Regions from separate parts of the Homo sapiens genome. Here region 2 is linked to region 1. The links are chromatin contacts, found by Hi-C or POLR2A ChIA-PET in ENCODE. All regions are on one chromosome and are shown on one strand. The core of a region is the stretch at or near the end of the contact, and the rest is flanking DNA. Distances in the headings are between cores, read along the strand shown. Region 1 overlaps ERC1 (ELKS/RAB6-interacting/CAST family member 1). Region 2 overlaps ERC1 (ELKS/RAB6-interacting/CAST family member 1).

Evidence for each region. Hi-C counts contacts between places; a loop is a spot of excess contacts on that map. ChIA-PET counts read pairs that join two places held with the same protein, here RNA polymerase II (POLR2A).
Region 2: POLR2A ChIA-PET joins it to region 1 with 14 read pairs in activated T-cell. The contact joins two enhancer-like sites. A Hi-C loop is called at or near these places in 1 of 168 maps with a recorded cell type or tissue (heart left ventricle). POLR2A ChIA-PET finds 5 or more read pairs at or near these places in 4 of 52 experiments (AG04449, AG04450, CD8-positive, alpha-beta T cell and 1 more).

What each region holds. Positions count from the first base shown.
Region 1 is chr12:1,288,126-1,291,646 of GRCh38, forward strand. ERC1 (ELKS/RAB6-interacting/CAST family member 1) reads left to right here. Exons shown (of 19, transcript NM_178040.4): 15 at 1,727-1,887. Among named protein-coding and RNA genes, the nearest start is that of LINC00942, 210 kb to the right of the region's middle. Within about 2 kb of position 1,811, at least 2 of the 41 ENCODE cell types and tissues checked have a DNase peak (open chromatin) inside an H3K27ac peak, as active enhancers do.
Region 2 is chr12:1,348,830-1,352,118 of GRCh38, forward strand. All of the region lies in intron 15 of ERC1 (ELKS/RAB6-interacting/CAST family member 1), which reads left to right. Among named protein-coding and RNA genes, the nearest start is that of LINC00942, 150 kb to the right of the region's middle. Within about 2 kb of position 1,527, at least 6 of the 41 ENCODE cell types and tissues checked have a DNase peak (open chromatin) inside an H3K27ac peak, as active enhancers do.

The DNA of each region.
Region 1 (3,521 bases), core at 561-3,060:
ACATAGCTTGGTGTATTATTTGTACCCAGTTTTAGATAAAATTTTACATGAATTAAACTGATAAAATGGAATCAATGGTATATGTTCATGTAAAGCTTGCAGATATGCAAATACATATCCCAGTATATTACATAGCAATATATTCTCTTTTTTGTTTGTTTGTTTGTTTAGTAGAGACAGGGTTTTGCCATGTTGGCCAGGCTAGTCTCGAACTCCTGACCTCAGGTGATCCACCGGCCTTGGCCTCCCAAAGTGCTGAGATTACAGGCACGAGCCACAGCGCCCGGCCGTAACAATATATTCTTATGGCAACTGGGACTGTGAGGATGCTGTTAGCTGAAGACATTTAACTTGCTCACTTCTGGAAGGATAAAAAAATTCAGGTGCCAAAAAAACTAAATGCATTTGCTTACTATCATTGTTTAACAGCTGTTACCAATCAACGTGGAAACTTTGTTTAGGTAGGAAGCACTAATTTCCAAGGGTCAGTGAAACAACTTTGATTTGTCATGCTGATTTTTGACTCTAGGTTTCTCTGTTTTAGTATCACACAAATGGGGTTTATGTAGGAGTCAATGAATGGCAAATGCCCCACCTCTACCTGCCCTACCTTCTACTTCTGAAAAGACTGGTTATTACCAAGATTATTTCTTGGCAATTAACAACCTAACATAAAGTCTTGTAATTGATGCAGTTGGCTGTTTGATTACATTTGCTTCTGAATTAAAATGAACAAGTTTATTTAAATAATTCTGATTTGGTAGCCACCTGGAATAAGTGGAAATTACTGATAAAGTACTTACCTTGCTCTCTTAGTTTCTTTTCCTTATGTTTTAGCATTTTGTCTGTCTTCTCTGGTGGCTTTTTGTTTGTTGTTTTTCAGGTCTGTTGCTGTCAAGGCTTTTTTTTTTTCCCCATGTCATTTTTAAAGCATTCTGTCTCCTTTCTATCTGGTATGTACACACACACACACACACACACACACACACACACACACACACACACATAACTATATAGGTATATAGGGATATATTTCCTTCCTGCCTATATAATATATAGTATATATATAATATATATATATACACTGCCTATGTAGTATATAGGTATATATATGCCTGTATAGTTATATAGGTATATAGGGTTATATTTCCTTCCTGCCTTCCTTAAAAAAGAAACCCTACCTACCTGGATTTAGAGCAAGAAATTGTCTGATTGAATTCTAGCAGTTTCTTTAAAAAGAAATTCTTCTTAATGATGTAAATAGGAAAATTTTAGTTTAGAGGACTAAAAATTATTCGTCTATGTATACAGGAAATCTGTTATTTGCCAAGTTTATGTCTTTTATTTCCTAAAATCGTTCTGTATATTTTTTTATATTTGTATTGTATTATTTCCATGGAAATTTCTGGGTCATTTCCAAAGAACTTCCTTAAAAGGTATTGTCTGTGGCAGCGTGCGACTTCTTAAACTGATAACTTGTATGCCCTTGCATGTATTAAGTTCTTTCTGACCTAAGCTGAAAAGAATTATACTGTAGGGATGTTATTATCTGCTATATTGATTCTTGATATATACACACACATAACTGATCCAGAAAGAGTACAGAATTTTCAATGTGTTCCTGCGTCTCTTCAATTTTCTGGACCCAGGAGTTGCGTGTTACCCAGGTCCTCTGACTCTGATTGATCAAGACACTCTGTTGTTCTCTTTCCCATATTTATGATAGGTGGAGGAGTTACTGATGGCCATGGAGAAGGTAAAGCAGGAACTAGAATCCATGAAAGCAAAGCTGTCCTCCACCCAGCAGTCTCTGGCAGAAAAGGAAACTCACTTGACTAATCTTCGGGCAGAGAGAAGGAAACACTTAGAGGAAGTTCTGGAGATGAAGTAAGTGTTTGTAGTCTTATTCTTCAAGCATATGCTTAGTGGAAATACTTTTTCTCCCTGCATTCATCTTCTGGCTCTGTGTTTTACCCCAATACACTTACTTAATTTTAGTGCTAACTTGTATTTCTCACTCTCTAGAATAAATTTGGTCAAAGGTGGAACAAATCCTGATCAAATAGAAATATTTTTGGTTCCTCTTTAATGATTTTTAAATCCTCTGGCTTATACATATCTGTGTGTAATTACCTCTCTGAAATTCCTAAAATCTTCTGGAAAGTTCAGGCAAAATGGCGAGCTTACTGGGGAAGAGGGCTGTTGGTTCTGAGGTTGTATGAAGACTAGGCAATTTTTAAACACATTTTTTATTGTAAACATTTCCAAAGGTACACACAGGTAGAGAGAATGAACCCCCATATACCTGTCTCCAAGATTCAGTAGTTACCATTTTGCCACACTGGAAGCCAATTTTTAGAAAATTGTCACTTTTAGCAGAGCTTTGCTATACACATTTTCCTGCTTCCCCCACATTTTGTAGGTTGCTGAGACCATAATCTGTTGTGAAGCATGTATACATCTGCTAATACATAGTAGATGTTTCTTTTACTTCTCAGTGACCTTCTGTTTAAAACAAACATGTGTCTTTTGAAAATCCAGTTGTACCCTCTCATTTACCATTCCTAATCCTTCCCCTTACCTAAAGACCCTACTGCTATTTTACTGAAACCAGGTCTATCCTGGGATCCCTCAGTTACCCTCAGTTACCCTCGTTCTGTGAGCAGTTATCTTTATTTTTGTTGTCTTCTTTTCTGTCTCAGAGAATAGGTTTTTTTCTCCTTCATAAGGCCAGATTCTTCTTTCTGTCACAGATTTCAAGTCCCCGCCTCAGCAGCCTTTCACTGTCAGTTCTTTCTCACGTGACCCTTGCTCACTTCTTCTCTGCATAAATGCACAGTCTGTCTTTGGCCTAAAATAAAATTTTTTCACTCCAACTAGTGCTTTAAACTGACATCAGTTTACTTTTCTGCTACTTTGAACTATCAGTAAACTTTGAATACCTGAATAATAGAGCTGTACAGAATCTTGCCATAATACCTTAGCATGAATTCTCATGGGACATGATGATTGTGATATTGTGACTGCAACCCAAGAATGTTGAGGTGTCCTCTGTGCTTTCACGTTCTTGGGCTATAGTGCAAGGCTACGAGATTCTGTCCTTTTAGAAAAGCATTATGAGTGATATGTCTTGGAAGTAATGTGTAAGTGAAGCCGGAAGTGGATTGGCATAGGGGGAGAATTAAGAGAGGTTAGAGTTCCGAGTAGCATCATCAGAAAAAAGCTTGCAGGTTTAAGTAGAGAAAGGAAAGTCCTCCCTGTGACTGTTGGCAATGACACTAGATTCTTCACTCTGTAGTCACTGCAGGACCCACCATATTTTAAAGGTTTAAATTATTCAATTATTGATCATTGAACAAGTGAAAAGATTTAGTCTACCTAGAGAACTTGAGAGGCAGAAATATGAGGGGAATGAAGTGTGCAGGGAGACTGAAACATGCGTATGTGTGACTCTGGAGCTAGAATAAGACAGAGTCTTCCCTCAGGAAAAGGTAGTTGGCCCATTTGCATAGAAAATTCTT
Region 2 (3,289 bases), core at 277-2,776, 60 kb after region 1:
TTCATTTCCTTCCTCTGTTTTATGATTCACTGGAAAGCTTCAAGCCTTGAAATATTTCTGATTTGATTTTTGCAATATACTTTTTCTTCCCATTGCCATGCTCGTATTTCTGCACACCTCATGTGCTTATACAGTCCAATCATTTTGATGACTTGGGGAGGTGTGAAGAGGCTGAGCTAGACTTCATATTTTCTCCTGTCCCGTGTTCTTATTGTAAAGGAATGTAGTAATGCACTGTGTCTTTTTTGTGTCTGTTGTTGGCTACATGTCCTCAAAACATATTCAACAAGTAGACGTCTATTGAAAAGAAATTTTCCTAAGTTGTCCCCAAGAAAACGACGACACTGGAGTCAGTTCCGTGTTTATAACAGAGTCCCAACACTTGTTTTTCTCCAGGGTTTCTACAAGAAGAAGCATAAAACAGTGTTAGTATGTGACTGACCTTTGGCTTCAAGGCTTCAGTAAATCCGTAAAGTGAGATTGATTAGGATTAATAGCTTTTTGTCCTAGCTAAAAAGTGTTCGAGATCTTGGCTTAAAAAGAGTTCTTTTTGGCCGGGCACAGTGGCTCACGCCTGTAATCCCAGCACTTTGGGAGGCCGAGGCGGGCAGATCATGAGATCAGGAGTCCAAGACCACCAGCCTGTCCAATATGGTGAAACCCTCTCTACTAAAAAATACAAAAATTAGCCAGGCATAGTGCCATACGTCTGTAGTCCCAGCTACTCGGGAGGCTGAGGCAGGTGAATCGCTTGAACCCGGGAGGCAGAGGTTGCAGTGAGCCGAGATCATGCCACTGCACTCCAACCTGGACGACAGAGTGAGACCGTCTAAAAAAAAAAAAAAAAAAAAGTTATTTTTGATACCTTGGAATGTGTTGGCCGTTTTAGGTGCTTCCAGCATTTTATTCAAAGAGTTGAGAACATAAAAGGATAGCTTGATTATACTTAGACCTTAAAAAACTTTTAGGAGTTCATCAAACACATAACCTTTACAACTGGTTAGACTTCCAGCTTTCCTAAACAAGAGTATGGCACTCTTGCCAGTGTTGGTTTAAAGTACATGTAATTTACATAAAATAGCACTGACTGCAGCCTAGGTCTCTAAGCAGAGAATGCTCTGACAACTTTGTCTCCAGGTCCACTCTACTGTTCCTTATTGAGGAGGGAAACCAGGTTCACAGTGTTGTGCTTTCTTCTTTTGGCACCAAAAGGGGCTCCTCCTGGTTTATGAGTTTTAAAGGATGAGGGAAAAATTCATCATGGGGGATGTTATTTTCCTCAGTGGGTAAGTGAAGTCAGGGAAAAACAGAAAACAATGGAGATAAGAGGATGGGATGCGTTCAGTTTATTCTGTTGTTCTCACCACAGTAATTGACTCAGAAGGGACTCATTCTGAATTTAGTATCTAGTGTTAAAAGAACAGGCCTGGGGCAGGCGGAGGCCAGCACTGAGACACAGTGGTGGGTTGAGACCTATTGTATTTTTTAAGTTGTTCCAAGGCTGTCCAGGTGTCCTGATTTAAAGCCTGCTTCTTAAGTCAGGAAATTGTATCTTGTTCTGAGGTTTACTGTAATAAAGTACACAGTCCTAGGGGATGGTACTTCTGGCTCCATGAATCACTTTACAGGCTGGCTGTACTGACCCAAGCCTCATGATTTATTTATGCCATACCACAGTAGGAATGGCAAATATGTAAGCCACACATGGTCTATGGGATGGGCCTTTAACTGGGAAACTGCCATAAATCCGTGAAGTCAGGTAGGACAGAGCCAGCAGGAGCTCATGTCGTGTACAAGATTTCTTCCTGTTTTATAGGGACTTACAGTTCTAGAGCTAATTAAGTTCATCCTCCTTAGAGTGTATCTGTCTTAGTCTGTTGTGTGTTGTTATAAAAGAATATCTGCGCCTGGATAATTTATAATGTAACAAGGTTTATTTAGCTCATGGTTCTGTGGGCTAAGAAGTTCAAGGGCATGGCCCTGGCTTCTGGCAAGGGCTTTCATGCTGCGTCACAAAACAGCAGAGAAGGTCAAAGGGGAAGGGGACACATGCAAACAGGAGAACCTGAGGGTCCATCCTGGCTTTATCACAACCCACTCTCCTGGGAACTAATCTGTTCCCTGCAATACCTAATGCAGTCTTGTCAGAGTGGGAACTCACTCACTACCACAAGATCAGCACCAAGCCATTCCTGAAGGATTCATGCCCCTGTGACCTGAACACCTCCCATCAGGCCCCACCTCCCAACACCATCATACTGGGAATCAAATTTCAACATGAGTTTTCGTGGGGACAGACAAACCATATCCACACCATAGTGATATCCTTGGACTTTTTGTGTGCTGTGTTTATCCAGTCTTTGATTTACTGCTTACAAATCTAAAGAATAGCTCTGAAATATAGTCTAGTCCTATTGTCACTGATATTTTCTCTTCGATTTATTTCTATAAAGTGTTGCCCATGTTTTTCAAATAATTTCTATGTTTTGAGTAAATACTAAGGAGTGCGATGGCCAGATCTTAAGAGTATGTTTAGTTGTGTACAGAACTGCCAAACTGTCTTCCAAAGTGCTGTACCATTTTGCGTTCCCACCAGCGGTGAATGAGAATTCCTGTTGCTCAGCATTCTTGCCATCATCTGGTAGTGTGTGTTCTGGATTTTGTCCATTGTGGTAAGTGTGTAGTGGTATCTCATTGTTCTCATATGCATTTCCTGATTACGTATGATGTGGAGCATCTTTTTGTATGCTTATGTGCCATCTGTATATATTCCTTGGTGAGGTGTCTGTTAAGGTCTCTGGTGCATTTTCTTCCTTTTATCTTGTTTTATTTTTGTTTTTTATAATATTTTCAATTTTTAATTGATACAACATAATTGTACATATTTATGGGGTACATAGTGATGTTTTAATACATGCAGTGTATCATAAGGCCCATTTTTTAATCAGATCATTTATTTTCTTAGTGTTGAATTTTAAGTATCTTTTGTATTATTTTGGATAACAGTCCTTTATCAAATGTATCTTTTGCAAGTATTTTCTCCCATTCTGTGTCTTATTTTCTCATTCTCTTAATATTTGAATATTTAAACACATATTATTTATAAATTAATGGTACATTATTTATAATAATGGTTAAACGGTTGGTAAGTAAATCACTGCTGAGTATATACTGCTTTGAAGGGCCCAAGGATCCATTAGGCCTCCAGCTTTAACCCAGCACAGCATTCTGAAATACCCAATTCTCCCCAGAGTTTCAAGAGTCACCAGGCCTTAACCTTCTTATTGCC